6 separate regions of the Homo sapiens genome follow, and regions 1, 3, 4, 5 and 6 are each linked to region 2. A link is a loop called in an ENCODE intact Hi-C map of the cell type or tissue named here. Cell type or tissue: endothelial cell of umbilical vein. All regions are shown on one strand. Region 1 has its middle 16 kb from the start of COPRS. Region 2 has its middle 140 kb from the start of COPRS. Region 3 has its middle 86 kb from the start of COPRS. Region 4 has its middle 21 kb from the start of MIR365B. Region 5 has its middle 6.2 kb from the start of MIR365B. Region 6 holds the start of MIR193A (microRNA 193a).

Region 1 (5,000 bases), 120 kb after region 2:
TAGCTCATGCCTATAATCCCAGCATTTTGGGAGGACGAGGCAGGCGGATCAGAAGGTCAGGAGTACAAGACCAGCCTCCAGCCTGGCCAATATGGTGAAACCCCGTCTCTACTAAAAATACAAAAATTAGCCGGGTGTGGTGATGTGCGCCTATAATCCCAGCTACTTGGGAGGCTGAGGCAGAAGAATCACTTGACCTGGGAGGCGGAGGTTGCAGTGAGCCAAGATTGCACCACTGCACTCCAGCCTGGGCGACAGAGCAAGACTCCGTCTCAAAAAAAAAAGAAAGTACATAATAATTATAAAAATCATTCACACTTAAGAGGTTATTCCATCCACCTGGTTGCTCCACTCAGGACCTCAAGCTCATCCCAGAGTCTTCTCTCTCCCTTGCCCTCCCCTCACAGGCAATCTATTCCCACTCCTGCCAGCTCTACCTTCTATAAATAGTTCCAATCTGTCCACCTCCTTCCATCTCCATAGCCATTACCCTAGTTTAGGTCACCATCCTCTCTTGCTAGACTATAGCCTCTAGCTTGGCCTCCCTGCCTTCAGTCTCAGCCTTTTCCTGCCACTCCCTGCCAGACACTAGAATAATCTTCCAAAAATGAAAATCTGCCCATGTCACATACCTGTTAAAAACCTTTCAAGCCCCTCAGCATGACTTTCAAAGCCCTGTGATTACCAGACTTCATCCCTCACCACCTCCCTTGCCAGTTCCCCCTGAACACTTCAACTCCTCTCACACCTGGGAGCTTTGCACACACAGCTCTCTCTGCCTAGATGACACCCCCACCACTACTTGCCCAGCAAGTCCTCAAGAATTCAGCTGAGGCTGGCGCAGTGGCTCAAGCCTGTAATCCCAGCACTTTGGGAGGCTGTGGCAGGCGGATCACTTGAGGTCAGGAGTTCGAGACCAGTCTGGCCAACATGGTGAAACCCCATCTCTACTAAAAATACAAAAATTAGCTGGGCATGGTGGCAGGAGCCTGTAATCCCAGCTACTCGGGAGGCTGAGGCAGGAGAATCACTTGAACCAGGGAGGCAGAGGTTGCAGTGAGCCGAGATCATGCCACTGTACTCCAGTCTGGGCAACAGAGAAAGACTCTGTCTCAAAAAAAAAAAAAAAGAAAAAGAATTCAGCTGAGAGACCGTCTCCTTTGAGGGGTCTCCTTTATCCCCCAACCCTTCTAGGTTCCCCCACACCCCGGGCTTACCCTCTCCATGGTTATGGATGGTGTTGTGATGACCTGTGTGCCATTGCCTCCCCACTCCACTCCGAGCTCCATGAAAGCAGGAACTACAGCCTCTACCTCTTCCTCCTCAGTACACAGCATATGGCAGGTGCCCAGAAATACGTTAATGAATAAAGATCACACCTACACTAAATTCCCTTGCTTTTCTAAAACTAAGTTCATCCTAGACTCTCGCTGAATCTAAATGTTTCCCACCTCAGTACGGCAAGCATACAAGGCTGAAAACTTGGAGTCAGCTGACTTGGGTCACAGCCTATCTTTGTGACCTTTGGTCAGTTATTTCACCTCCCTGAGCCTCGATTTCTCTTTCTGAAGTGGGAATTATAAACCCTACTTCATAAGAAAAACACCTGGCATGTGACCCGGTAGAGGGACGCAGCACAATGCCTTCCACCTTCCTTCCCATATGCACACACTTTGGCTGATGTCGGCAGGCATCTGTGAAGCGCTTACCACGTGCCGGATTCAGGCAGGTGCTGGGAGGAATGATGATGACCCTGGCCCTAGATTTCACAGTAACCGCTTCTGAGAAAACTCAGCTGTAAATCCGGAGTAAATCCTGAGGATTCGCAGGTGGGTTTGCCAGCCAGCAGGAAGCCAGCTAACAGGAAGGTAACGCTGAACCAGACTCAGCCTCTCCTCCAAAGCCCCTGGATGTGGGTCGCACCAGAGACAGCAGAGTCGGTGGGTCCTACGGAGACAGCGGAGTCAGTGGGTCTTTACTGCCACCTGCTGGACAAACAGAATAAGGCCACAGGCAGCAGCCCAGAGAAATTCAGGCGCCTGCCTGAATTCAGCTGCCAAATGCACGGCTCTAACTTGTATCTGCCACATTTGTTCAACAGCTAATGAGAGGGTATCAGAGGAGATTGCTTTTGAAATAAAAACCACCTGACCAGAAAAAAAGAAAATAAAAGGAAAACCAACTGCACCTTGCAAAGGTTACAACGTGGAGCGTGCCTCCGGGAGAAATTTCTCTTTCTGACTCAAAGGCGAGAAGGACTAGAAAACCCTGTGAGGTGGGAGGAAGTATCTTCTTTTAAAACCATGGTCATACTTTACTCCATGGGCCATCACAGAGGGCAGATCCTGGTGACATTCTCCAAACCTTGGTGCGCAGGAATCCAACTGAACTGTCCTGCCCATAAACAATGCAGGATCTAGCTCAGTCCTGGAAAACTGCCCAAAGCAGGGAGGCCGTTCTTTCCGAAGGCCTTGGCTTTGCAGCCAGACTTGCTAAGTCAACAACGTGGGAGCCAGCCCTGCCTCCTGCCTTCCTATTCCACCCTCCAACTTCTCTTCCCTCCACCCGATAGTTCTCCTCCTTGGCCTGCCACACTCAGGAGTGCACACACACACACACAGTCCTCCATTCCATTATTCTCATTTATTTGGGTGGAAAATCTTTTCTGGGAAAACTAGGAGGCAGAATCCAGATGGGCCACAGCCAGGGTTATTTTTTCTCTTTCTCCATATTCCAACCATCCTGTGAAAAGTTGGGCCCAAGAATGCAAACTCCGGAAAACCAAGGGCAGTGCAGCGCCAAGATATTTACTTAGCCCATGAGTTTACTTCCATCTCCCAAGGAGACAGTCTCAGATTTCCTCAAGGCAGCAGGGCTTTGCTGAATCCAGCAGGTTGCTTCTGGACACAGAGAGCCTGGTCTCTGCAGCCTCTACACAGTCTGCTTGTGAGAAGGCAAAGAAAGCCTCTCTGGAAAGGCCCGTCTTAGCCCAGGCACACAAGTGTGGAGAGTAAAACTTGGGGAAGCACTGCCCATCATAACCTCCGGAGGTCTTATGACCACCAACCCTACTGGAAACACAGCACCAAGCTAAGCTGGGGCTGGGATGAAGGGCTACATTGCCCCAGAATTTCCCAACAGGAGAAAAGCCATAAAACAGACAGAAACAAGTGGGAGCCATCAAAAACACATAAAACTGGCAGGATGCAGTGGTTTATGCCTGTAATCCCAGCACTTTGGGACGCCAAGGCGGGCAGATCACCTGAGGCCAGGAGTTCAAGACCAGCTTGGCCAACATGGCAAAACCCAGTCTCTACTAAAAATACAAAAATTGGCTGGGTGCGGTGGCTCACACCTGTAATCCCAGCACTTTGGGAGGCTGAGGCGGGCAGATCGCCTGAGGTCAGGAGTTCAAGACTAGCCTGGCTGATATGGTGAAACCCCATCTCTACTAAAAATACAAAAATTAGGCGGGCGTGGTGGGGGGGGCGCCTGTAGTCCCAGCTACTTGGGAGGCTGAGGCAGGAGAATCGCTTGAACCCGGGAGGCAGAGGTTGCATTGAGCTGAGAACCCACCACTGCACTCCAGCCTGTGCAACAGAGCGAGACTGTCTCAAAAAAAAAAAAAACATAAAACTACCTATACAAACTGTGAACAGCACAATCCTGTTGGTTCCACTACAGTACAAAAATTGCAAGTTTTTCATCAAAATAGAAAATAAAAACAAAAATTATTAGCACTCTGGTATTAATCAACCAATGATGATACCTCAAATACATCATCTTGATCTAGTTGATGATGCCCCCAGAACCCCAGCTGTAACACTCATGTCCAGGCTTCTGCAACTTGGCATCTCTTGCATCTTGGGGGTTCACAAGAAGCAATTCTGTCCTTCTAACTATCCTAATTTCTGACCCTGAGCTTCCATCCAGGCCTTCTGGGTTCTCCTCACTTACTTGGAGTCATGCTAGGGAGGCAAGTGGGGGTGGGCATCAGGTCATCCACCGTCCATCTTCAGAAGTCTTCCCTGGGCCCTCTGGGTCCATCAGCTTCTTAGAATGCTTAGGGTGTCTTTTTTTTTTTTTTTTTTTTTTTTTTTAAACAGAGCCTTGCTCTGTCATCCAGGCTGGAGTGCAGTGGTGTGATCTCGGCTCACTGCTCACTGCGAACTTTGCCTCCTGGGTTCAAACATTTCTCCTGCCTCAGCCTCCCGAGTAGCTGGGATTACAGGCGCCCACCACCACACCCAGCTAATTTCTGTATTTGTAGTAGAAACGGGGTTTCGCCATGCTGGCCAGGCTGGTCTTGAACTCCTGACCTCAAGTGATCCACCCACCTCAGCCTCCCAAAGTACTGGCATTACAGGCGTGAGCCACCGCGCCCAGCCAAGGCCTGGGCATTGCAAGACAGTCCCAACTGCCTACAAGCACTAACATCTATCACTCTCTGAAGACCTAGCTCCCCAGGGACACTCCAAGAAGCAGCGCTCCTGTTCCACCTGCCCTTAGCATCCCCCAATCTCTCTCTCTTCTCTACCATATCTCACAACCTAAGACTTTTTTTTGTTGTTGGGGGTGGGGGGATCCTGGGGAAAATTCTTTTCTTCCAGATTTCTTCAAGATGCACAGTCTGTTGGCCCAAAACCCCTTTGCCTCCTTACCAAAAAACAAATCAGTAAATCCATTTTGTAAAACAAAAGCCAGAGAGATTTCTTGGCTCCTTTAGACTCTGCTGCATGACTCCACTCAGGCAATGACAGAGAGCCAACTGACTGCTTGCATGGAGAGGAGAATGAAGGAGGGAAAGCAAATACACGTCTCAAACGATCATCCAGACACTGGATCCACACACATATCCTCTCCCATCACTCAAGATTTTGGCTGTGGTCAGTTGTGGTTTCTTTCTTGATGAACGATACTGTTTGAAAAAAAGTCAGAATAAAAGTTACTCTTTTGTTCCTCCTAACAGGCCCTTAGTACCTGTATTTCTCAACAGCCTC
Region 2 (5,000 bases):
GAAAACACAGCAAAACTAAACAATCTATTGTTTAGGGATACAAATATATTTGGTATAAGTATAAAGAAAGCATGAAAATCACACACACAATTTGGGATAATGGTTACTGAGGAAAGGGGAGGGGCTGAGGAGGGCCTCAGAGGGGACTTTCAAACGAATGGTTATATTCTTTTTCCTAAATGGAGTGGTGGGTACGCAGGTATTTGCTGTTGTCGTTAATCCTTAGACACTGCACACATTTTATAAATATATCTAAACATTTATACACGTAATGACAGCAAGTTCTATAGATGTGTATTGAAACTTAGAAGCTTTCAATCATCTTTATATCTTCAAAAAAACATCTGAAGCAAATATGGCAAGTGGTAAGATTGGACAAAGTTGGGTCATGGATAACAGGTGTTCATTAGTCTTTTAAAATATATAATAGGGGCTGGGCACGGTGGCTCACACCTGTAATCCCAGCACTTTGGGAGACTAAGGCAGGTGGATCACCTGAGGTCAGGAGTTAGAGAGCAGCCTGGCTAACATGGTGAAACCCCATCCCTACTAAAAATACAAAATTAGCTGGGCATGGTGGTACATGCCTGTAATCCCAGCTACTTGGGAGGCTGAGACAGAAGAATTACTTGAACCCGGGAAGTGGAGGTTGCATGAGCCAAGATTGCGCCATTGCACTCCAGCCTGGGCGACAAGAGTGAAACTCCATCTCAAAATAAATAAATAAATAAATAAATAAAAATAGAATTTTTAATAGTAAATGTTCTTTAAAAAGAAAAACAATATCCCTATTTGAAGATAAAGATTTATCTGTTCTCGTTAGTTTCCAGCCTGGTGGGGGAGATTAAGACAATAATCAAATAATGGTTTTTATGAAATAAAACTACTAACTAAAGCAGTGTTCTAAAGACAATGGAATCACTCCATGGGAGCATAAAATAAAGGAATTTGATCCGGGCTGGAGTGTCAGGTCGGTAGGTAGAGTGGGAATCGGGGCCAGTGAGGGAAGCACACAGATGGTTCAGCAGTGGGCAGTGAGGAAGACGCCAGGGGAGGAGAGGAAGGGCTGCTCCCTGAAGCCTTCTGCCAAAGGGGATGACCTAGCAGAATTCCAAATTATAGGGCTCAGACAAAGAAGAAGGCAATAAGAGTGTTCTGTGCAGTGAGAGCATCATGTGCTAAGGCAAAGAGATGTGAGAGAAGAAAGTCAATCTGGAGGCATCTGAGTAGTCCAGGAGGCTGGAAAATGGGGTTGGGGTGGAGTGTGAATAAGGGGCAGAATACGAGGCCAAGAGCCAGCCAGGACTGGTCATTAGGGCCTGTATTCCATGCAAGGTAGGGACTTAAGCAGGGGTGTGACATCATCTGATGACAGAGAGTGGATTGAGAGGGAGAGCCCGAAGGCAGGGCATCCAGCTGGTGGCTGTGTAGTGATGTAAGGGAGAAAAGATGGAGGCTGAAGTGGAGGCATAAATGAGAAGGTTATGGAGCCTAGGGCTGTTCCTGAACCAGGAGAGGGTGGCGTGTCAGAAGCCAGGGAGGACCGAGCTCAACCATGTCAAAAGCTGCAGAGAGACTGCTGAAACTTGGGACTTAAAGGATCACCTTGATGTGTCAACTAGGAGATGAGAACAGTTGCTGTGGAATGAGGTGGGGTGGATGCAGAAGTCAGCCTGCAGTGCTGTGGGTGTTTCATGTCAAAGGCTGAGAGACAGGGTTGGAGAAGGCAGCCTCAGGCCAAGGATGGGGGCTCAGAGCTCTCTTCCAGAGTCTTCCACTCCCTGCCCCAGTCCCAACCTGAGCTCACTCCAAGCAATCAACATGAAAACAAAGGGAGAGTGTCTAGCAGAGGCCTTCCCATCTGCAGAGCAAGGAAGTCTCGGTCCCAAGGTCAATGCTGAAGAGGAACTTGCTTGGTGGTGCAGGTCATGGAGCCAGCAAGATTCTTGATAAACAGGAGAGGATGGTGGCACCGGAGGTGGATGTAGGGGGTTTCGTGAAGTGATTTGGCACTAGGGTCAAGAGGAGGCCAAGGATAAACAATGTTGTGGAAATGAAATGGTGATAATTTACAAGGGCAAATTGTTTTACATTCCAGCGGAGTTGGCTCCCAAGCCGAACTCTTCCTGCAGAAGTTGAGGTGGTGTGTGAGTCATTGTTATAAATAGACCGGCCAACTGAATGTCATCGGAAAGGACACAGTCCCATGAGTATAACCTTGGAGGGCGCAAATGGCACTGCATGGATTGAGAGCTTGTTCCAAGAAGAGGGCAGAGGGAGAGCTTGGGGCACGGGGGGCTGTCCAGGAGAGGAAGCAGATGCTGAAGAAGGGGGTTCCAGCTCAAGCAGCAGGCTGATGCAGAGGACTGGCCAGGAGCAAGCTTCCTGCATGGCTCAGTGGAGCCCAGCTCTCAGCTGCCTAGCTGCTAGCTCAGGCTGGGTCGTCTCACTTTCTCCATCTACTTGAGCTGCCGTAACAGAATACCACAGACCTAGGGGGCTTACACAGCAGGAATCGATTTCTCACAGTTCTGGAGGCAGGCAGTCCAAGATGAAGGTGCCGGCAGCGCTAGTTTCTGGCAAGGGCTCTTCTTTGGCTAGCAGGTGGCCACCTTCTCACTGTGTCCTCACATGGCCTCATCTCTGCGTGTGGAGAGAGAGCTCTCTGGTGTCTCTTCCTCTTCTTAGAAGGACACCAGTCCTATGGGACTAGGGCCCCAGCCATATGAATTCATTTAACCTTTATTACCTCCTAAAAGCTGCTGTCTCCAAATGTCGTCCCATGGGGAGTTAAGGCTTCAGCAGATGAACTTGGGTGGGGGACACAATTCAATCTATAATACTTGCCTTCTAGAAATTCTTCCAAAGAATTCCAACTCTTCTAGAATCCCAAGACACTCCATTAACCAAAGCACAAGAAAATACAATTCCCAACCGGCACCAGCTCATTCATTCATTCATTCATTCATTCATCACCATGGATGTGCGGGTCCTGATGAACACTAGGGACAGAGAAGGGCCTTGCCTTCACATTCATAATGACTTCAAAACAGGGGCCCTGAGCTCTTAGGAAACTTCTGGAAGAGGAGAACGTCATAGACATCAAGCACTTTCCCCTGAGGAAATCTGAGTCCAGCCACACCTGGCGTGAAAGAGGTCGCCCAGAGCCTTTCCTGCCCCCGCAGTCAGGCTGACTGCCCCCATCTCAGCTCCCACGAGCCCCTGTACTTCATCCTTTTTTTTTTTGAGATGGAGTCTTGCTGTGTTGCCCAGGCTGGAGTGTAGTGGCACGATCTCGGCTCACTGCAACCTCCGCCTCCCAGGTTCAAGCAATTCTCCTGCCTCAGCCTCCTGAGTAGCTGGGACTACAGGCGCATGCCACCACACCCATCTAATTTTTGTATTTTTAGTAGAGACGGGGTTTCACCATATTGGTCAGGCTGGTCTTGAACTCCTGACCTCGTGATCTGCCCACCTCGGCCTCCCAAAGTGCTGGGATTACAGGCATGAGTCACTGTGCCCAGCCGATCTTATAGGTCATATAAAGGACTTAACTACCCAGAACTAAGAGAAGGCCCAAAGCCAAGAACAAAAGGCACTAAGAACCCGGCACCTCTGTGCCCCAAAGATGAGGCTGGGCCTGCCCAGCCACACCCCCGAAAGGGACCACGAAGCTATGGAATCTGCCCCAAATGTGTCAAAGGACAGGAAAGGGAGGACTCTCATCGCATCATGGAAAGCAATGTGAAAAAATAAAACCATTTCCTGTTTAGACTTTCATGAATGGACATTCCGCGATAAACCACAAATCATGGGATTATTGTATCTGCTCCCACAATGAGGCCTGTGAACTCTTTGAGGGGTAGAGATGTCATCCCCTCTGTCCCTGGCGCCTGCAGCAGCGTCAGTCACAGTCATGCTTGGTGTCAATGCCCAGGGGCCTGTGTTCTCAGTATAGGGGGCACCTTGGCTTTGACCTTGTATTTCTTTTCTGCGGGACAAGCCAGCCCCTCAGAACCAGAAGCAACCACATCTCACACCAGGCACCAAACACAGGGTCCTCCCCCATCTTGGGGCTCTGGTCTCTGAGTGCAACTTGCTTTTGGGGAGACTCCACAGCCTGTCTGGGAGCTTCCAACTCCACCTCGGGGTTGCCCCTCTTTCCTTTTGCGGTGTGGGGGTCCAGGGTGTGCAGTGCTTGGCCAGGGAGGGAGCTCCCTTTAAAGATCACTAGCCTGAGGTTATCAAGAATGAGCCAGCAGGGAAGCACAGCCCTCCCGGCCGCCCAGACAAAGCTCAAACCCAAGCTAGTCTGTTTTGGTGGAGCGAAGAAGAAGCAAGAGGCAGTTCCTAAGAGTGGGCAGCCCTGGCCTGGACAGGATGACTAAGAGGCTGGAGCTCGTGCAGGCTGTTTGCTGACCCACTGACTTGCGGGGATTTTCCAGCCAATGTCCTTCTAACACTGCCCCGAAGCGAGTGGGGGTGAAGGGAATGAGCTCCTGAGCCACCAGCCCCTCAGGTACCCCAGACAGCAGGCAGTAGGCAGCACCACCCAGGTCTCATTCCACAGTTGGGGAAACCAGTGAGAGGTGAGGCCAGCTGGTATTCCTTGGTGTAGTGGGGACTTGGGGAGCTTTTCCTATTTTACAAGAGGTTTGTAAAATGCACCAAATCAGGAACTTTCCTGTCTTACAACCGGATTGTAAAATGCACCAATCAGTGCTCTGTAAAACACACCAAACAGCGCTCTGTAAAATGTACCAATTGCCAGGATTCTAAAAGTAGCCAATCACGGGGTGGATTGAAAAAAGGGCACTCTGATAGGACAGAAACGGAACATGGGAGGGGTACAATAAGGGAATAAAAGCTGACCACTCCCTCCTCCCCTGCAAACTAGCAGGGGTAACCTGCTCGGGTCGTCTTCGGCTCTGTGGAAGCTTTGTCCTTTCGCTCTTTACAATAAACCTTGCTACCCCTCACTCTTTGGGTCCATGCCATCT
Region 3 (5,000 bases), 50 kb after region 2:
TTTAACATACACAAACCAGTTATCTCTACCCAGCCGAGGTATAGTCTTTTGTGGAACGTCGACCTATATCTGCCTCCCGACTAACTGGACAGGCACCTGCACCTTAGTCTTTCTAAGTCCCAACATTAACATTGCCCCAGGAAATCAGACCCTATCAGAATGCCTCAAAGCTCAAGTCTGTCAGCGCAGAGCCAGACAACTAATACCCCTACTTATAGGGTTAGGAATAGCTACTGCTACAGGAACTGGAATAGCCAGTTTATCTACTTCGTTACCCTACTACCACACACTCTCAAAGGATTTCTCAGTTTGCAAGAACTAATGAAATCTATCCTTACTCTACAACCCCAAATAGACTCTTTGGCAGCAGTGACTCTCCAAAACTGCTGAGGCCTAGACCTCCTCACTGTGGAGGAAGGAGGATTCTGCACCTTCTTAGGAGAAGAGTGTTGTTTTTACACTAACCAGCCAGAGATAGTACAAGATGCCACCCAGTGTTTACAGGAAAAGGCTTCTGAAATCAGATGCCTTTCAAACTCTTATACCAACCTCTGGAGTTGGGCAACATGGCTTCTTCCTTTTCTAGGTCCTGTGGCAGCCATCTGGCTATTACTCGCCTTCAGGCCTTGTATTTTTAATCTCCTTGTCAAATTTGTTTCCTCTAGGATCAAGGCCATCAAGCTACAGATGGTCTTACAAATGGAACCCTAAATGAGCTCAACTAACAACTTCTACCAAGGACCCCTGGACTGACCCATTGGCCCTTTCACTGGCCTAAAGAGTTCCCCTCTGGAGGACACTACAACTGTAGGGCCCCTTCTTTGCCCCTATCCCACAGGAAGTAGCTAGAGCATTCATCACCCAATTCCCAACAGCAGTTGGGGTGTCCTGTTTAGAGAGGGGATTGAGAGGTAAAGCCAGCTGGACTTCCTGGGTCAAGTGGGGACTTGGAGAACTTTTCTGTCTAGCTAGAGGATTGTAAATGCACCAATCAGCACTCTGTATCTAGCTAAAGGTTTGTAAACACACCTAATCAGCACTCTGTAAAAATGGACCAATCAGCACTCTGTAAAATAGACCAATCAGCGCTCTGTAAAATGGACCAATCAGCAGGATGTGGGTGGGGCCAAATAAGGGAATAAAAGCTGGCCACCTGAGCCAGCAGCAGCAAGCCGCTCAGGTCCCCTTCCACACTGTGGAAGCTTTGTTCTTTCCTTCTTCACAATAAATCTTGCTGCTGCTCACTCTTTGAGTCCGTACTACCTTTATGAGCTGTAAAACTCACTGCAAAGGCCTGCAGCTTCACTCCTGAAGTCAGCAAGACCACGAACCCACCGGGAGGAACAAACAACTCCAGATACGCCACCTTTAAGAGCTGTAACACTCACTGCGAAGGTCTGCGGCTTCACTCCTGAAGTCAGCGAGACCACAAACCCATCAGAAGGAAGAAACAACTCTGGACATGCCACCCTTAATAGCTGTAACACTCACTGCAAAGGTCTGCACCTTCACTCCTGAAGTCAAGCAAGACCACGAACCCACCAGAAGGAAGAAACTCCAGACCCATCTGAACATCTGAAAGAACAAACTCCAGACACACCATCTTTAAGAACTGTAACACTCACCGCGAGGGTCCATGGCTTCATTCTTGAAGTCAGCGAGACCAATAACCCACCGGAAGCAACCAATTCTGGACACATCAGCTCGCTGCAACCTCTGCCTCCTGGGTTCAAGCAATTGTCCTGCCACAGCCTCCTGAGTAGCTGGGATTACAGGTGTGCACCACCACACCCAGCTAATTTTTGTATTTTTAGTAAAGACGGACTTTCGCCATGTTGGCCAGGCTGGTCTTGAACTCCAGACCTCAGGTGATCTGCCCGCCTAGGCCTCCCAAAGTGCTGGGATTACAGGCATGAGCCACTGCGCCTGGCCTAAGCAATGTTTTTTTAAAAAACATTCACACACTAATTCCAAGAAGGTTTTTTACAACAGTTCAGGAATGTAGTGCATTACAAATAGAAACTTGTTTTTAACACAGAAGTGGAATGCGGTTGATACTTGGCTGTATTAATATTTGTGTTACCCAAAAAAGTACTGGATGCAAACTATATATATAAATCTGAGATCTAATGTGGATGCTTAAAAACGAACTTTTAAAAGTTCTTTTAAACCAAAATTTTAAAAGTAAGTCCATTTTTATAAAAATTAATCTATACGTATATGCGTAGAAAAATCTGGAAGGAAATATTCCAAATAGTAATATCAAATAGCTCTGGATTATATGATTATAGAGTGTTGTTTTTATGTTGTTAATTTTTTTTTTTTTTTTGAGACGGAGTCTCACTCTGTTGTCCAGGCTGGAGTGCAGTGGCACAATCTCAGCTCACTGCAATCTCTACCTCTCAAGTTCAAGTGATTCTCCTGCCTCAGCCTCCCAAGTAGCTGGGACAAGAGGCGCACACCACCATGCCTGGCTAATTTTTGTATTTTTATTAGAGACAAGGTTTTGCCATGTTGCCCCATCTGGTCTCAAACTCCTGGCCTGAAGTGATCCACCCGCCTCAGTCTCCCAAAGTGCTGGGATTACAGGTGTGAGCCACTGTGCCTGGCTGCTGTTAATTTTTTTGGCAAAATGAGTTTTGCCAAACTCATTTTACTGCTAGAGAGTTTTCTTTTTTTTACGTCTTTCTATAATATCTGACTTTTTTACATGAATATAAACTTCCTTTATACTCAAAGGGAAAATAATCAATAATCCTATTTTTATTTTTCAAAAGAGAAAAATAAAGGAGGGAAAAGTCTAATAGAATGAAAGTAGATAAGAGTTGCTCCCAGGCCAGGGAGCTGGAACTAACCAGAAGGACTAGTTCGGAAATGGCCCAGGCTGAGTGAGATACCAGCTCCCTAAACAGCCTCTGACAAGAGGAAAGGCAGCCATGCACATGAGCAACTTTGAAGTCAGATGGTTCCAGAAAGCGCCAGGCATGGGCACCAGATGCTGGTGGTCCTCAGAGGAGAGCTCTGCACTAGACACAAAGGTCACATGGCCCCAGTCCTAGGAGAAGCATCCAGTCTAGACAAGCTAATGAAAACCATGGTGATGTCAACAGAGAGCCACAACTGGTTTCACAAACCACTAGTAAAACGTTCAAGTTCCAGAAATTGAAGGAACACACAATAAAACAATAAGTCCTCCCTCTTCACCTATCAAAAGAGTAAAGAATTTTTAAATGCTGGTGAGGGTGTGCTGGAATTAGTGCTCATTCACTGCTGTTGGGAATTATTGCATTGCTAATGTGGTTTGAAAAGCAATACGGTGGCTGGGTGCTGTGGCTCACGCCGGTAATCCCAACACTTTGGGAGGCTGAGGTGGGTGGATCACCTGAGGTCATGAGTTTGAGACCAGCCTGGCCAACATGGTGAAACCCCACCTGTACTAAAATACAAAATTAGCCAGACGTGGTGATGCATGCCTGTAATCCCAGCTACTTGGGAGGCTGAGGCAGGAGAATAGCTTGAACCTGGGAGCTGGAGGTTGCAGTGAGCCAAGATCGTGCCATTGCACTCCAGCCTGGGTGACAGAGTGAGACTCCATCTCAAAAAAGAAAAGCAGCATGGTGCTATATATGCCGATTGTTTTAAGATATTCATATCATTTTGTAATTTCATTTCTAGAAGTCTGTTGTAAGGCAAAGAAATATAAAACTTTATTATCAAAGATACTCATTGCAGTATGATTTATAATTTTTTTAATGAAATAACCTGAAAACTGTCCAACAATAGTTGGAGTGGTAAGTTCTGATACAACCTGTCAGTGGAGCATTATGTAGCCATTAAAAAAAATGTTTAGAGAGCGTTTGTCTTATCACTCAGGAAAATGTTTATGTTACCATGTTAAATGATACAGTAGGATATAAAATTGTATGTAGAGCATGATTTAAACTACATAAAAATTCACACACACGACTGGAAAGAAATGCTCTAAAATGTTACACAGTTACGCATGGATTGGTCAAATTATGAGTGGGCTTTTTGTATCTTTTAAAAAATAACTGGGCCAGGCACAGTGGCTCACACCTGTAATCCCAACACTTTGGGAGGCCGAGGCAGCAGATCATGAGGTCAGGAGCTCAAGACCAGCCTGGCCAACATGGTGAAAACCCGTCTCTACTAAAAATACAAAAACTAGCCAGGCATGGTGGTGCATGCCTGTAATCCCATCTACTCGGGAGGTTGAGGCAGGAGAATTGGTTGAACACGGCAAGTGGAGATTGCAGTGAGCCAAGATTGTGCCACTGCACCACAGCCTGGGTGACAGAGCAAGACTCCATCTCAAAAAAATAAATAAATAAATAAATAATTTATTTTGAAATAATTTCAGATTTACAGAAAAATAAGGAATAATACAAAGAACTGCCATATTTCTGTTTCCCAAGTTTCCCGACGGCTATATCTTTCCACATTCACTTCCATGTGAGTTCTCCCTCTCTAGACACAGAGTGGATAGAATCACTGGTCGTTTTCTGAGAGAGAGCTTCAGATACAATGCCCGTTGTGCCTAAATACCCTGAGTGTATTTCCTATAAACAAGGACACATGACCGAAACTTCCAAATCAGGAAATTGACATTGACACAACCTCACCATCCAATCCACCATCCCCAGGCAGATTTTCCCAGCAGGTCTTTTTTTTCATTTCTGATACACGATCTGATCATCTAGGAACACATTGCATTTAGTTGTCACAGCCCTCACACCTCCTTCAAACTGGAAGTTTCTCCTTCTCTTTCACAATTTTCCTTTATAGTTTTTAAGTTTACAGGTCTTTAATTTTATAAGATAACTCTCAACTGGGGACAACTGCTCAATTTCCCAATGGGAAGACCCAGGCCATGCATTCTTGGCAGGAATAGAACAAAAAAAACAAAACAAAACAAAAAAAAGCCCCGATGCTTCAGTCAGGAGGTACGTGATGTCAACTCACTGCACTGCCAGCGAGGT
Region 4 (5,000 bases), 130 kb before region 2:
CCTCTCACACCAGGCCTCGCCTCTCTCTCCCCACCTGCCTTGGCCAGGCTGGGCCCTGGAGTGTTGTGCTCACTAGTGCCCAGGCTCAGATCTTTGTGTTTGGATAAGCTCATGGAACCAGACACTGTAATTGTAGAACTCTGGCCCTCACTCTGGTGACTGTGTGTGAGCCACAAGCCGGGCTCTCCCCTCCCCGGGCAGGCTGGCTCCACATTCCAGGCACATCATCGCCTACGCCAGGCCATCTGGCCTCCAGCATGGGTGGGGAAGGTGCAGCAGCTGGTGAGAGCTGTAGGGGCATTCCCAGACACATTTCTCATGACATCCTTGGCGCTGGTAGCATGGCCAGCACCAGGCCAGGATCTAAGGACCTGGAGGGTCAGAGGGCCACTGTCAGGCCCACCGCCCAGGAGTGCTCCATGAAAGGAGTGAGTACCAGCCACCTTGGTGCTGTGTGACCTTGGCAAGACGTCTCCCCTCCCTGGCCATGGGTTCCCCATTCAAGAGGAGGCAGCTCAGTATTTCTCAATAGGGTGCTATTGACCCTTTGGGAGGGACAGTTCTTCCTAGTGAGCATTCCTGGTCCCCAGTCCACTAAATGCCAGCAGCAGTCCCTGTCACTGTGGCAACCAAAAAATACCCTACACATTTCCAACCACCCTGGGCTTGCAGACCACTGTGGGTCTTTAAGGGCCTTGCCAAGCCCACAGTTCTGTATATCTGTGCTTCTTGAGCATTTAGGACAAATTGGGTAAGGGAGGAGTAGAAACCATTACTGTTGCTCATAGTCTTGCAAGGGGATGAAATCTGGATGGGTCTTGAAGTATAACTAGGAGTTTGCAAGGTGAGCAAGCAATGGGGACCAGGGGAGGGGAGCGAAACGAATTCTAGGTGGAAGGATCAGCTTGCATGCGGGCATGGAGATGGGAAAGAACATGGGGTATTTGGAGAAGTGCAGAAATTCCCTGTGGCCCCAAGGTTTGGCCTGGGCTGAGAAGCCATGCAGTGGAGGTAGGGCTTCAACTTGTAGATAACAGGGAACCAGCAAGGCTGTTTGTTGTTTGTTTGTTTGTTTTGTTGTTTGTTTTTGAGATGGAGTCTTGCTCTGTCACTTAGGCTGGAGTGCAGTGGCATGATCTCAGCTCACTGCAACCTCTGCCTCCTGGGTTCAAATGATTCTCCTGCCTCATCCTCCCGAGTAGATGGGATTACAGGTGCATGCCACCACACCCCACTAATTTTTATATTTGTAGTAGAGACGGGGTTTCACCATGTTGGCCAGGATGGTCTTGAACTCCTGACCTCAGGTGATCCACCCACCTTGGCCTTCCAAAGTGCTGGCCCCAGGTCTGACCCAGTGAGGCTTTTTAAATGGGGCAGAAACTTACTTCCCCTCCTCCTGAGCAAGAGCAGGTTTTTCCACCCCAGTCCCTCTGGACTGAGAAATTACCAACGCCTGGGTGTGAATCAGGAGAATGTCTCACTCCTCATGGCTCAGGACTGCAGAGAATGCAATCGCACAGCTGGGATTTGGGGAGAGATTTAGAGGTGACAGTGAGAGAGAGAGTGGGCTCCTCATGTTTGTTTTGTTTTATTTTGTTTTTGAGACAGGGTTTGCCTCTGTCACCTGGGCTGCTGGAGTGCAGTGGCAAAATCATAGTTTGCTATAGCCTTAGCCTTCCAGGTTCAAGTGATCCTCTCATGTAGCTGGGACCACAGGCGAACACCACCACACCTGGCTAATTTTTTGTATTTTTTGTAGAGATGGGGGTCTCACTATGTTGTCCAAGCTGGTCTCAAACTTCTGGGCTCGAGCAATCCATCTGCCTCAGCCTCCCAAAGTGCTGGGATTGCAGGCATGAGCCACTATGCACACTTCTTAAACTAGATGAGAACACCATGGAGGGGAGAGTGTGCCTATGGAGTGAGTGTGTGTGAGGAGTGCATGTAAGGGGTGTGCTCATGAGTGTGTGTGCCCCACACATGCAGGCTGCTCATTCATTCATTTAATACGTGCCAGTTGCACAGGGAAAGGTGAACACATCCTGACCTGGTCCTCGTCCTCATGGAGCGTGGAATCCAGTGGATCCAGTGGAGGAGAAAGAAACAAGAAAACAAAATAAAACACATCCCAAAAGCTAGAGTGCGAGGCAGCTAGGGCGGGAGTGGGGAATAATGAGGGCCGGTGGGGAGAGCCTGCTGGATAGGTGGGTGTCTGATGGCCCTCTCAGAGCAGAGCATGGATGGTGGGCATCTGCTGAGCCTGGACCACCCAACTCCCTTTCCTCACAGGCCTTTAGTTTCTTTTGGGGAGGAACTGCCTCTTCTCTGCTGGACAGAGTCTACCAGGCTCCCTCTGCCCTGCCCTGCCATAGGGTGGACATGTGACCCACCTAGCCAGTAAGATTGTCCACTCCTCTAATTCATGGGCAGAAGGACAAGGACAGTCAGAGTCTCCCGGCTGCCTCCTGCCACGCATTCCTGCTCCCCACCCCCAATCTATGCGCTTGCCCTTCCCGCCTTTTGGCCCTCAGGAGCTGTCTTGGTTCCTGCCCTTGCCCAGGCCTGTTTTTCCAGCCTTCCCACCAATTTTCTGAGCTCCTGTGGGTGTGCCTATCTTGTGTGGGTTTGGTTTTGGCTTTTAAATGAGCAAAGGCAGAATGAGGGTGCCATGAGCACAGATGAGGCTTTTGGGAAACGCCCCCCTTCCATTGCACTGTTGGAAGGGAGTGTAGAGGCTGCTGTGTTTCCTGGGGCCGGCCACCTTGACACCGTGCCTGCATGCACGCAGCCCCCCAGCACGCTTCTTCACCAGCCAGCCTGAGTGCAGGGCCCTGGCCAGCCTTGCCGGGAGGAAATGCCAGCCCCGTTTCTTTAAGCCTCAGTCAGCCTCCCCAGGGACTCTTGACTGCCCTAATGCTTCCTCCTAGGCCTTGTCAGTGGTGCAGGCCTGGTCTGCCCAGAGCAGCAGGGCCTCCGGCAGGGGCCTGTGACTCAGGGCTCAGTCAGGCGGAGGCAGGATGTCAGTGCCATTCACTGGGCCACGAGGAATCTCACTCTTCTATTTATAGGCAGCGCAACTGCTGGCCCAGCCTGGCCAGAGGAAGTGGCTGCCACTGCCAGCGAGTCAGGAGCTACGATGAGGGAGGCATGGCGCTGCTCCCTCTGCCTGCTGGGGGGGATTTCCAGGTTAGGACCAGCTCTTCCACTGCAGAATGGTCAAGGCTGGGACAGGCCGGAACAATGAGCTCATGTGGCTTCATGACCCATCAACTGAGCAACAGGGTGGTGGACATGGGGTGGCTTGGTCTGTCATGAGCCTAGAAGGGAGGGCAGGATGGGGACCTCCCTGACCCTGCAGGGGGAAGAGGTAAGGTAAAGGCAGTGCCCAGAGCCTGGCATCCTGAAGTTTGGCCCCAGACAACTCACCCCACTCTTCCTGCATTGGGGTCCCAACTTCATCTGTCAGAGACCCCTGTCCCCACCTGCCATCTTGCCCCACACCAAGACGGCTGCTTGTGCTTAGGAAGCTAACACTGGATACCTACTGAGAGGTGAGCCCTGTCACATCCATTCCTGCATCCAGTCTCACAACAGCTACACAACATAAGCCCATTTAGCAAAAGTCAAAACTGAGGTCGAGAGTGGTTAAGGCACTTGCCTGGTTTTGGGTGTGTGCACAAATGTGCCCTCTATGCATAAGTGTTGTAAAATGTGATCTACCTTCCCATCACAGAGGAGCTGTGAGGGGAACTGAGATGGCTTTGGCCATTGTGAATCTGTTGCCATCTCTGTTGGAGTGCCCGTCTACATGGTTGACCTCTGTCCTCAGTTGAGTGTGCATGAAGCATGAAGGATTCTTGTGTTTGTTTCCTGCCCTGGACAAGGTGTCCCTGGAGGTCAGGAAGGGAGTCTTGCTCCTCCTGTGACCCTAGACCCCAGCTTGGATGGAGCTTGGCACCAAGCAAGTGCTCAGTAGACTACCTACCGCATGGGCCCGCAGAGTCTCCCCATCCTCAGACGTGGCCTCTTGCAGGCAGCAGCCCTACTGGATGCTCTGCTGCATTGGGTCTGCACAAGGGGCAGGTACTCAAAGAATGAGGATGGGGGGACACTTCTTCCCGAGAGGCTGCCTGACGGGGAACCCCAGGCCTTCAGTCCTCATGTCAGGTGAGAACCAATTTCTTGAACAGGAGGCCTTTCCGACTGAGTCCGCTGGGGCCAGTTCAGAGGAGACCAGCCTGGGGCCACAGTGGATATTGCAGATCTGCCCTCCTGTGACTGCCGGCTGGTCTACCATGTGTGCTGCTACCAAGGGGCAGGTTACCCCTCTCACCCCACCTGGCCGTGTTCGCCCATCCTCACTGACCCTGAGGAAGCTGGGAGCACCTGGTGAGCCTTTACTGAAAGGCCCAGGCCATTGTTCCAAAGCCAGGCAGAATGGGAGGGAAGAAGGAGGTGGGGGAGGCAATTGGGGTTGATACAAGATGAGGTCTCCCTGCCTGGAGCTCCAGAGGGCCCCTTCTGGCCTCTTCTGCAGTCCTTGGCTCATCCCCTTCACCTCCTCCTACAGGAAGCCTTCCCTACCTCCCCAACCAAAGTTCTCACCCTTCCTTCCTACCCCACCACATCTCTTCCTAAGGTAATTGGCAAACCCCAGGGCCCTTCCTGAGTCTTGCAAAGTTTGCAGGTCTGGCAGTCTCTACATGTCAGTGGCTTTCCTTTTGTGGGCAGGACCCCCTGAGGGGGAGCACAGGAGGGAACGTGGTAGGGGAGGGGTTGGCTCTGAAGGGCTCCCCTGAGGAAGGGAGGATGAGTAGGAGTACAGTCAGTGTGAGCAGAAAAGGGGTCCCAAGGGATGAAGATCTCAAGGAGGGGAGGTAAAGCTTCGAGAATGTGCAAGGAGCTCCAGAGGGTGGAGGGGGGTAAAGCGTGGAGTCGCAGGGTGTGGGGGGAAGTATTCCAAGGCAGGAGATCGGGGGCAGATCTCGAGGGCCTCA
Region 5 (5,000 bases), 140 kb before region 2:
GCATGGCACTCCAGCCTTGGCGACAGAGCCAGACCCTGCCTCCAAAAAACAAAACAAAACAAAACAAAAAGAGATGGAAAGGGCTTATAAATGCCCATACCTAGAGATAATGTCTGCTAATTAAATCTATCTTTCCAGCCTTTTTAACTCATGCCTGTACTTCCCCACCCAGTTAGCAGGATTGGGACTTTTAAAAGGGTCAGGCTCATAACTCATTTGAGCAATGGCCCTGTGCCCTCAGGCCAGAAAGCCTTTATTTTCTTTTTACCAAGCAGGATATGCTGTGGGCCGCTGCTGGCCTCTGGCCAGGAAGCTCAGTGATCTTGCTGGAGGGTGTTTGAGCAGCACCAGGTCTCTCTAAACCAGGATTGATGAAATTGTCAGTGAGGATGCCGGACAAGAGGGCTTTATCCCGTCTGATTTATAAGTGGGCGGCTGCATTGCTTCTTGACCTGGCTGCACAGAAGAATCACTTGAGAGCATTAAAAACATGCCAATGCCTGGTCCCATGCAGGACCCATTGGATCTGAATTGCTGGGGAATGAAAGGGCCCAAAGACTGGTATCTTTGTTTTTGTTTGTTGTTTTTTATTTGTTGTTTGTTTTTTTAACACAGGGTCTCTCTCTGTCTCCCAGGTTGGAGTGCAGTGGCTCGATCTTGGGTCACTGCAGCCTCAATCTCCGGGGTGCAAGTGATTCTCCCACAGCCTCCCAAGTAGCGTGTGGTGTGTGCCACCGCGCCTGGCTGGTGGTTGTTTTTGTTTTTGTTTTTGTTTTTGAGACAGAGTCTTGCTCTGTGGCACAGGCTGGAGTGCAGTGGTGCGATCTCGTCTCATGGCAACCTCTGCTTCCTGGGTTCAAGTGATTCTCCTTCCTCAGCCTCCCGAGTAGCTGGGATTACAGGTGCCCACCACCTCGTGCGGCTAACTTTTGTATTTTTAGTAGAGACAGGGTTTCACCATGTTGGCCAGGCTGGTCTCAAACTCCTGGCCTCAAGTGATCTGCCCGCCTCAGCCTCCCAAAGTGCTGGGATGACAGGCATGAGCCACCACGCCCAGTGCCTGGCCATTTAAAAAATTTTTTTTGTAGAGACGAGGTCTCACTATGTTGCCCAGGCTGGTCTTGAAGTCCTGGGCTCAAGCTTCCCAAAATGCTGGGATTATAGGCATGAGCCACCACACCTGACCAGTTATTATTTTTTTTTTTCTTATGTTCCTCAGGTGAGTCTCTTAAGCAATCAGAGGAGAACTGTTGGGTTAAATGCCCACAAGCTAGAGATGGAAGAGGTTTCCTCCAGCTTTGCCTTCAGAGCCCGATCAAGGGATGTGACCATTTGCAGTTGGCCAACTTTCATTTCCGTTACTGTCTCTGCTGCTCAGTCATCTTTTGATCCTCATTTTGCAAGCAGAAAACTGAGGCTAAGGGGATCGGGGGACTTATCTGAAGACACAGAATATGGCAGAGATGAGATGTAAAATACACAACTTCTGACCCTCCAGATTAGTGCTGTTTCAGTAGTACTAGTCATTAGTATTCATGATGAGCATATGGATCATAAGAAGCATATTCTTGTGCTTAATAATAATTGGACACTTGGTCATCACAGTATGCTGAGGCGTGGGTAGGGGCTGCCCCAGCAGGGTGAGTCATCATCCCCTAGTTTCCCAATGCTCTGTGTCCCCTGCCAGCCAGCCTGGACCCACAGCTGCCCGCAGCCTGCCCTGTTGCACTAATCCCAGCTGTGGGCACGGTGAGATTTGGCCCCATTTTACACATGAGGAACAGGCTCAGAACACTCAAGAGGCTTGGCCCATGTCACCCAGCTCTCCTTGCCTGGACAGAGGCATCTAGGAAGGAACACAGCCCTGCATGGGGCTTGCTTGTCTGAGTCCTCAGGGACAGAGCTCTACTGGGGGTGCCCAGGTCTCTAGCAGACTGTCCCTGCCCCTCTCTCCTTCCTGCCCAGCTCAGCTCCAGAGGCCTGGCCTGCGGGCAGGCTGGGCAGGCAGCCAGCGCAGGGAGCTAACGATGGGTGCATTGTCGGCTCCAGGAAGTGGTCAGCTGTTCCCTGGCAGGTCTGCAGAGCCGGAGGACCAGCCTGCCTTGCTCGTGGAGGGTAGAGATAGAATCTGGGAGCTCAGAACACCATTTTCCCGGAGCCCAGTGGCTCTGGGCCAGCCCTCGGGCTTCCTTTGGAAGGGAGGGCCCCGTGTACTCCTCCGCTCCTTCCTTGCTTGGCATTGGCCCTCTCCCTCCTCAGTCTGGCTCTCACCGTCCCCCGGCCCAGCACTTTGCAGCAGAGTGTACACTCTTGGCAGCGATGTCCATTAAACCTGCTTCCCAGAAAGCAGCATGGCTGTACAGGCAGATTCAGCCAGCACCTTAGTGGGAGATGGGGCAGTGGGCATCAGCTCAGGCTTTTCTTGCCCAGGTTCCCTGGGGAGCTGGGTTGGAAGATAGCCCTAAGCTGCCTTGGCTTCCTGCTTCCTGGATCAGAAGTGCCCTCAGCTCAGTCAGCAGCCTAGCCGCTGGACAAGGCTGAGACAAGCGCTTTGACCTCCTGGAGTTGGGCTGGGACGAGCCTTTGCCTGGGAGTCTGATCAAGGCGGTCACTGAGCTGAGAACCTGGGGTAAAGCTCCCTGCTGAGCCTGTTGCCTCATTTGTTTGATGGGTGCCATAGTTCCCTGTAGGAATGTGGGTACTTTCTAGGCTTCTTCCAAATAGATACAAGAAATTGTGGCTGCCTTTCCCTTCCCGGCCAGGAGTACACTTCAGCAGAGAACTCAGTGATGCCTGGCATGGGGAAGATGCCCAGTGAATGGTGGTTGCCCCACACGGCTCAGGAAATGAAGTTTGGGTCACAGCCTGAGGATGGTGCCTTCCATCCTTGACCCTGCAAGGACAACCTTTCCTGACAGTCTCCTCCCTGGGTGAAGTATTGGGACAGTGGCTCTGGACTGGAAAACTGAAGCTTTACCTCTTTGCTCTGGATTCCCATCAGGTCTAGATTGCTGAGGCCCAGCGCCCACAGAGGCATCTTCCCCTCTAGGGGGTTTGTCCTATAAGCCCGGACTCCGTCAGCTCCGAGGCACTCCTGCTGGGCCTGGGCCAGAGTGGCTGATGTGGAACTGCTCCCTCCCCTGCCAGCTTCCTTGGGGTGCAGACAGCCCAGCACAGGCAGGAAGGGCTTTCTGTTTGGCTGGACTGGTGGGGAAGCAATTAGTGCTTACTTTCTGTTTTGATTCTTGTAGCTAATAGGCAGAGTTTGTGATGTCACGGAAAAGCAGCCTTGGGCCCGCGTGGGTTTGAGGTCTGTCCCTGATAGTCTGGCCAATGTGGAATTGTCTGGAGGTAGGGGTGTATGCTGACACTACTCCCTGGGTATGAGGTGGCCATCTGTTGGCTTTCCATGCCCCCTTCTGATAATACCTCTTTTAATACCTCTTTTTTCTGTTAATAACTTCAGGAGATCACTTCTCCCCTACCCTGTATCTCTGGGGTTCTGGTGTGGCCAACCCCAAACCCTGGCTTTAGACACTGGCATGTGTTCCAGGCCTGGAGGCCAAGTCCTGAGACTCTGCCATGGGACATCTGCAGCAGTTATGGGGAAAGAAGCATTCTTTTTCTGAGGGAGTTGCTGTATTGATAGGATGTAGGCTGGGAACTGCTGGTGGCCATCCTGTCCTCAACTTGACAAAGCCAACAAAGAGGAAAGAAAATGAAGAGATGAGGCCAGGCACCGTGGCTTGTAATCCCAGCACTTTGGGAGGCCCAGGTGGGCGGATCACAAGGTCAGGAGATCGAGACCATCCTGGCTAACTCAGTGAAACCCCATCTCTACTAAAAATACAAAAAAATTAGCTGGGCATGGTGGCGGGTGCCTGTAATCCCAGCTACTTGGGAGGCTGAGGCAGAAGAATGGCATGAACCCAGGAGGCGGAGCTTGCAGTGAGCTGAGATTATGCCACTGCACTCCAGCCTGGGCGACAGAGCAAGACTCCATCTCAAAACAAACAAACAAAACAAAGAGATGGAGAGTATGGATCCAGACATCAGTGAGCCCCTGGATCCAGCCATGCCTGAAACCAGCTGCAGCCTGGACTAACCTGATTTTGTGAGCCAATACATTTCTTTTCTTTTTTCTTTTCTTTTCTTCCTTCCTTCCTTTCCTTTTTCTTTTTCCTTTTCTTTTTTCTTTTCTTTTTTTAGAGACAGGGTCTTGCTCTGTCATTCAGGCTGGAGTGCAGTGGTGCAATCATAGCTCACTGCAACCTCAAACTCCTGGGCTCAAGCAATCCTCCTGTCTCAGCCTCCTGAGTAGCTGGGACCACAGGCACATGCCACCACACCCGGCTAATTAATTTTTTTTTTTTCTAGTGATGCGGTCTTGCTGTGTTGCTCAGGCTGGTCTCAAACTCCTGGCTTCAAGTGATCCTCCCACCTCAGCCTCCCAAAGCACTGGGATTATAGGTGCGAGCCAGTGTGCCTGTCCTTTTTTCCCTAAAACCAGCCTGAGTTGGGTTTCTGTCACAGAAAGGGTTTTAATACAGGCAGTGTTTTTCTTTGGTCTTGTATTTTTTAAAATAAACTTTATTGAGGTATACTTTACATGTAACAAAACCCACCCGTAAGTGTATAATTCATAAGTTTTGTCAAATGCGTGCACCCTTGTAACTATTGCCACAATCATGATGTGGAATATTTCTTATTTGCCCCTAAAAGTTTCTTTATCCCCTTTATGACCAATCCCTCTGACTCAGACAACCTTGATCTGCCTTTGTTTTGCAGATTCATTTTGCCTTCTCTAGAATTTCATGTAAAGGTCATCATATAGCATGTACTCTTTTGTGTCTGGTTTCTTTTACTCAGCATGTTTTTGAGACCCATCCACATGTTGCATGCATCTCAGTAGTTCGTTCCTTTTTATTGCTGGAAGGCATTCTATTATTCTATTGTATGGGTGTGCCACGGTTTGTTTAGCCATTTATCAGGTGACAGAT
Region 6 (5,000 bases), 160 kb before region 2:
CCTGAGCTCAAGCAATCTGCCTGCCTTGGCCTCCCAAAGTGCTTGTGGCTTACAAGCCTGAGCCACTGCGCCTGGTCTATTTTTCTAACTTTAGTAATTTGCATTTGCATACCACTGCCATTATTGTTGTCATATCAGAATACTACCTATAACATTATTTACTAAATTCTTGTCTTTGAGTTGGCTCACTTTAACCATTTTTGCCTCATTGTAACAGCAATATTCAGAAAATTTATATTTAATACTACATATTACATTTTTTTCCATCTAAAACCATCTCTCATATGAGCACCACCTTTTGGGAAACGCTGGTGGCAAGGAGTGTCACATGCAAAAGCCCCTTCCAGAAGTCAAGCTGGGAGCCAGAAAAGCTGTATGATGTTGGGATGTTGGGTGAGCCCCCACCCCCTGCCCCCGGGGTCCTTCTCTGCCCCTGGAGGCAGGCCCAGTCCTGCTGCTGGGTATCCCAAGTTCTTGTGGTTGACCTTCCCGCAGTGGCCACCTCAGGAAGAAAAGGGCAGGCCCTATCTGCCTGTGGACTGGATCTTTCTTGGGATGTTCCCGCCAGTGGAAAAGGCCAGGACCTCGATCTGCCTTTCTGTAGTGAGCTGCATCCTGCTGCTGCCCCAAGATCGAAGAATTTCCTTTCTTGTCCAGCTTTGATTCCATTGATGGGATTAGGCACCCCCCACGGCCGTGTCCTTTGATGTGGTCAGGGGGTAGCAGGGAGATTTCAGGCCCAGGGAGCAAATCTTAATCTTCTTCGAGCTTCTCTGGGATCAGCACCGGGGTAAACCCATTACAACCCTGCCCTTTCATCCCCCCAGGACACCGGCTCCTCCCGGCTCCTGAGTCTCAGAGATCCTAAGGGTTTGTCAGATTTGGAGCGAGCAATAAAAGGGGAAGAGAAAGCAGAACACTAACTCCAGACCCCCTCCAGCCCCGGCTGCATCTCCAGCAACGTCAGGGCATCTTCTTTCTTCCCTTCTAATCCTGCGCTCCCACAAAATGGCGATTACAGAGGCCTGGGGCCAGCGCTGTCCATGCCCCAGCACTGGGCATCTCTGCCAGCGCTTGGCCGCCATCCCTCCCCCAGCTACGCACTCCTGGGAGCACCAGCTCCTGGACATGTCCTACCCAGGGATCCCGATGTGGGGATCAGATAAACCAGATATACCACTCAACCCTTACCAAAGTGAAGTTTAGAGACAGGGTCTCCCTCTGTCACGCAGGCTGGAGTGCCGTGGTGCGATCATAATTCACTGTAGCCTCTAACTCCTGGGCTTCAGCGATCCTCCCACCTCAGGTGTGTGCCACCACGCCCAGCTAATTTTTTTTTTTTTTTTAACTTTTTGTAAAGACAGAGTCTCACTATGTTCCCAGGCTGGTCTCAAACTCCTGGGCTCAAGCAATCCTGCCTTGGCCTCCCAAAGTGCTGGGATTACAGGTGTGCGCCACCGTGCCCAGCCTCATAGTGAGATTTAAAGGCATGATCTGGGTTGGTGAGGCCAGGAAAGAGAAGGCAGGAACATAGCTAATATCTATGTCGGGACACAAACAGATATGTCACGTTATTTTCTTTAAATGGCTCCAAATCTCGACCTGAAGAGGTTGGGAAACTCAACCTCAGTGGTTATTTGGGCTTCCCCATCACCCACGGTGCCTGGAATCCTGGCCATCTTGAGGCTGGGGATCTTGGTAGAGGCCTGGTTCAGGTCCCAGAGGAGACACGCAGTTACTCTCCCACATCCTGGCGTCTCCGGAGAGACAGTGGGGCAGCAGGTCTCCACCAAGGGGATTCCACTGACCTCCCACCCCTCGCTAATCTTGGGACAGCTCTTACTCAGCCTCAAAGCTTTTCTGTCCCACTCCTTTTCCACAGTCTCCCTAAAGGAACTCAGCTTTTCAAACAGCACAGCCAGGAAGAGAGGTTGTCTGCAGGCCGCTGGAACTGGGAGTTGAAAGCACGAAATTTTAACATCTCAAGAAAGTATGCTGCCCGGTACTATGCTTGGCACTTTAATTTATAATCTTTGCCACCAAAGCCCTGCCAGAAGTGCCCGGCGGCTCCAGGTTCTAGATGGGGAAGTTGAGGCCGGCGGCAGGCGCGCTCCACCGGGCGGGGGCGCGGCCCGGGAGCGGAGCGGCCGGCAGGGGGCTCCCCGCGCCGGTCTCCGCGGGAGGAAGCGCTGGCAGCTGCTCGGACGGGTCAAAGGAGGAAAAGGGAAAATTACTGGGCTCCGGGGCGGGAAGGACTGCGTGACTGGGAGGAAGGCACTCCAGACTGTCGAGTAGGGCCGCCCGCGTCGGGACCCCATCCCCGGGGCAGTGCGGGCCACCCGGGACCTGGGAACCCGGGCCACCCCCCACCGCCGTCAGGGTCTCTCCCGCCGGTGCCGCAGGCTGGAGCGGGCGTCGCGGCCGGGGGCGGTGCCGCCTAGGGGCGGGCGAAGGGCGGGCCGGGGCGGGGCGCCGTCCGCTCGGCTCCGGGAGGCGGTGCGGGCGGGCGCTGGCCGCGTCCGCCCGCCGGGAGCCGCGGGGCGCGCAGCCTTCCTGATGTGTCACCAGCACGTGGAGCCAGGTCGGGCCGCGGCGAGCAAGCCGACCCCCCCAACTTTCGAGGGGTCTCGCCGCCCCGCTCCTCTCCCGGCTTCGTCGGGCTCGCTCTCCTAGCGGAGGGGGCGGCGGCGGCCCCCAGGTCCCGGGCAGGTCGAGCGAGGCCACGGCCCCCGGCCAGGAGTTCGAGGGGCTCCCGGAACGTCGGGGCGCGGGCCCCGGCTAGCGGCTATGGCCCCCGTGCCCAGGCAGCGGTGCGGGCTCGGCCTTGCGGGAGGGTGCGGCCTGCTGCGAGAGGTCGGCCACGGCTCCTGCCCCGCGCCCCGCGCCCCTCGCCCGCCGAGCTGAGCGCAGGTAACCGAGGCAGAGCGGAGCTGGGCCTCGCAGGCGCGGCGTGGGAGCGTGGCGAAGTTTCTCGGCGCATAACTCTTGCGCCCCACTCGGGAGTGGGGCTGCGGTGGGGAGGCTTTGGTCCCCGCACCTCCCCCTCCCCCAGCGCTGTCCCTCGGCCTGAGCCGAGGCGGCCCGGGGGTGGCGTGGAGGCCGCCGAGCGTCGTGTAACCCTTGGAGGGCTGGGTTTGGAGCCCGCGACCCGAGGTCGGGCGGGGCGGTGGACTTTCCCGGGGAACGCCGCCTGAGGGACACCCAGAGCTTCGGCGGAGCGGAGCGCGGTGCACAGAGCCGGCGACCGGACCCAGCCCCGGGAAGCCCGTCGGGGACGCACCCCGAACTCCGAGGATGGGAGCTGAGGGCTGGGTCTTTGCGGGCGAGATGAGGGTGTCGGATCAACTGGCCTACAAAGTCCCAGTTCTCGGCCCCCGGGACCAGCGTCTTCTCCCCGGTCCTCGCCCCAGGCCGGCTTCCTCCCGGGCTGGCGTGCGCTCCGGCCAGGCTGCCTCTCAGGTCCACGCTGGAGAAGGAGTGGTGAGGTGCGCTCGCCCCGGCTGCGTGCGGTGATTCGGGAAATCCCCGCACTTCGCTGGAGAAATAGCGACGCTCTCGGAAGTGTGAGTCGGTCACTGCTTGGGGTCCGTACCCTTTGGGCAGACGTGGACCGCGCCCCGGCGACCTGGGTTGAGTGGACAGACGGGACCCGGCTTACCCATGGGCCAAGCCCTGCCACTTACCGAGGCCTGCCCTGCTGTGCTTTCCAGGGCGGCAACCTTGAGCTTGGGGGTGGGGAGAACGGGGCCTGACTTCTAGAATTGCCCCTGGGGAGGTGGGAAGCGGAGGTTTGGCCCGGTGGCGCAGGAAGCCCCTGTTCCTCTCCCAAACACCATTTCATTAAAGATGGATCTTTGTGGATGTGTTCCCAATGGCCGGTCTTTTGTTCCCTGACCGATGCAACATAATGTGGACCCACTCTAGTCCTCTTCAAGTTTTTTGCTGGAATTCCTTAAACTCTCCTTTAAAGTCTCTTATCTATTCCTCTAGTGCGTTTGCTTCTACTCCCCGAAAACAAAAACCCACCAACCCCTGAAACCTCGGGTTTGCCTGGTGTTGGAACTTTGGTTATTTGTCCTTTGTTTGTGTTGTGTTTTTGGCTCTTGGCCGTGGAAAAACATCTGGGGACATGCAGTGAGGTGACTTGAACTGTGTGAAGAACTGGTTGACAAAATAGGGAACGTCTGGTCCCTGTCTTACTTGGCTTTGGAAAACAGGAGAGGTTTTTAGGAGCTGGGAGGAGGGAGGGTGAGAGGGAGGAACCATCACGGCCAGGTTGGCCCACCCCTTGCCAGGTCGTGTAAAAACCCATTCAAGAGGCATTTTCCCACAGGCTCCCTGCCTCTGCAGGCCACGTGTAGAGTAGTCCTTTGCAGGCGTCCTGCCCATACTGTTGTCCCTGTTTTGGGGGCATGTGGGAGCCAACACAGGGGAGTCAGGTGTGTGGTAGGCAGTCAGGTGTGTTTTGGGGTCAGGGAGGCAGGTTTGGGCCTGGGAGGCCAGGAAGGGACATACCCCGTCCTGCAGTTGGCCTGACTTTTGTCCATGTTAGCTTTGTCCTGGAGGCTTACCCAGTGGAACATGCAGATGTCAGAATTATGGGAGAAAAGAGTTTGGCCATGGGGTAGATTTCTGAACATCTTGACAAATTCTTAGTTTGGAGACAAAATTGTCTAGGAGTGGAACTGATGGGAGCTTCAACTGGAGACCTCGCCCCTAATTAAGAAAAATGCTCTTTGGAGCGCTGAATCAGCTTGGGAAAACAAAGTTCTCCCTTTGAACCAATGCCTCTCCCAGCCCTGGGGATCAGTGTCTAAAAGTAAATGAAGTGGAAATCTCCAGAATATTGCGTGGTCATAAAACATCCCAGAAGTGGGCTGGAGCAATGAGATGCCGAAAAGCAGGCCTGGCTGGCTGCCCTGCACCCACCCTGGAGGGGACCGGCTGGGGAAGGTGGACTCACAGGGCTGGGAATGAGGCCTGAGGAGCACTGTGGTGCC

What was found. Hi-C counts contacts between places; a loop is a spot of excess contacts. Peaks named below come from ENCODE experiments on the same cell type or tissue, not always from the same donor. Only the 100,000 strongest peaks of a DNase experiment are listed, where the experiment ranks them.
Region 1: it touches region 2 in a loop (5-fold over the local background); 4 of 110 quality-filtered maps call a loop at or near these places.
Region 3: a loop joins it to region 2, with 2.3 times the contacts of the local background. A loop is called at or near these places in 2 of 110 quality-filtered maps.
Region 4: a loop joins it to region 2, with 8 times the contacts of the local background. A loop is called at or near these places in 4 of 110 quality-filtered maps.
Region 5: it touches region 2 in a loop (5-fold over the local background); 6 of 110 quality-filtered maps call a loop at or near these places.
Region 6: it touches region 2 in a loop (10-fold over the local background); 7 of 110 quality-filtered maps call a loop at or near these places.

What each region holds. Positions count from the first base shown.
Region 1 is chr17:31,840,745-31,845,744 of GRCh38, forward strand. No RefSeq gene overlaps it. Among named protein-coding and RNA genes, the nearest start is that of COPRS, 16 kb to the right of the region's middle. In endothelial cell of umbilical vein, a CTCF peak has its summit at 1,989 (motif pointing left); DNase peaks (open chromatin) are centred at 1,977 and 2,457.
Region 2 is chr17:31,720,457-31,725,456 of GRCh38, forward strand. No RefSeq gene overlaps it. Among named protein-coding and RNA genes, the nearest start is that of COPRS, 140 kb to the right of the region's middle. In endothelial cell of umbilical vein, no CTCF peak of the experiment used is centred here; DNase peaks (open chromatin) are centred at 2,045 and 3,775; H3K27ac peaks cover 3,810 bases.
Region 3 is chr17:31,770,430-31,775,429 of GRCh38, forward strand. No RefSeq gene overlaps it. Among named protein-coding and RNA genes, the nearest start is that of COPRS, 86 kb to the right of the region's middle. In endothelial cell of umbilical vein, no CTCF peak of the experiment used is centred here; no DNase peak of the experiment used is centred here; H3K27me3 peaks cover 17 bases.
Region 4 is chr17:31,593,810-31,598,809 of GRCh38, forward strand. No RefSeq gene overlaps it. Among named protein-coding and RNA genes, the nearest start is that of MIR365B, 21 kb to the left of the region's middle. RefSeq lists enhancers at 1,926-2,792, 2,793-3,657, 2,841-2,980, 3,853-4,708, 4,709-5,000. In endothelial cell of umbilical vein, no CTCF peak of the experiment used is centred here; a DNase peak (open chromatin) is centred at 3,052; H3K27ac peaks cover 1,856 bases.
Region 5 is chr17:31,579,159-31,584,158 of GRCh38, forward strand. No RefSeq gene overlaps it. Among named protein-coding and RNA genes, the nearest start is that of MIR365B, 6.2 kb to the left of the region's middle. RefSeq lists an enhancer at 1,564-1,613. In endothelial cell of umbilical vein, no CTCF peak of the experiment used is centred here; DNase peaks (open chromatin) are centred at 293, 1,703, 1,893, 3,193 and 1 weaker place; H3K27ac peaks cover 2,540 bases.
Region 6 is chr17:31,556,707-31,561,706 of GRCh38, forward strand. It overlaps MIR193A (microRNA 193a), which reads left to right and starts at 3,290; the gene lies at 3,290-3,377. RefSeq lists enhancers at 345-969, 2,303-3,093 and a silencer at 2,072-2,561. In endothelial cell of umbilical vein, a CTCF peak has its summit at 2,127 (motif pointing right); DNase peaks (open chromatin) are centred at 2,235, 3,585 and 4,335; H3K4me3 peaks cover 2,734 bases; H3K27ac peaks cover 2,905 bases.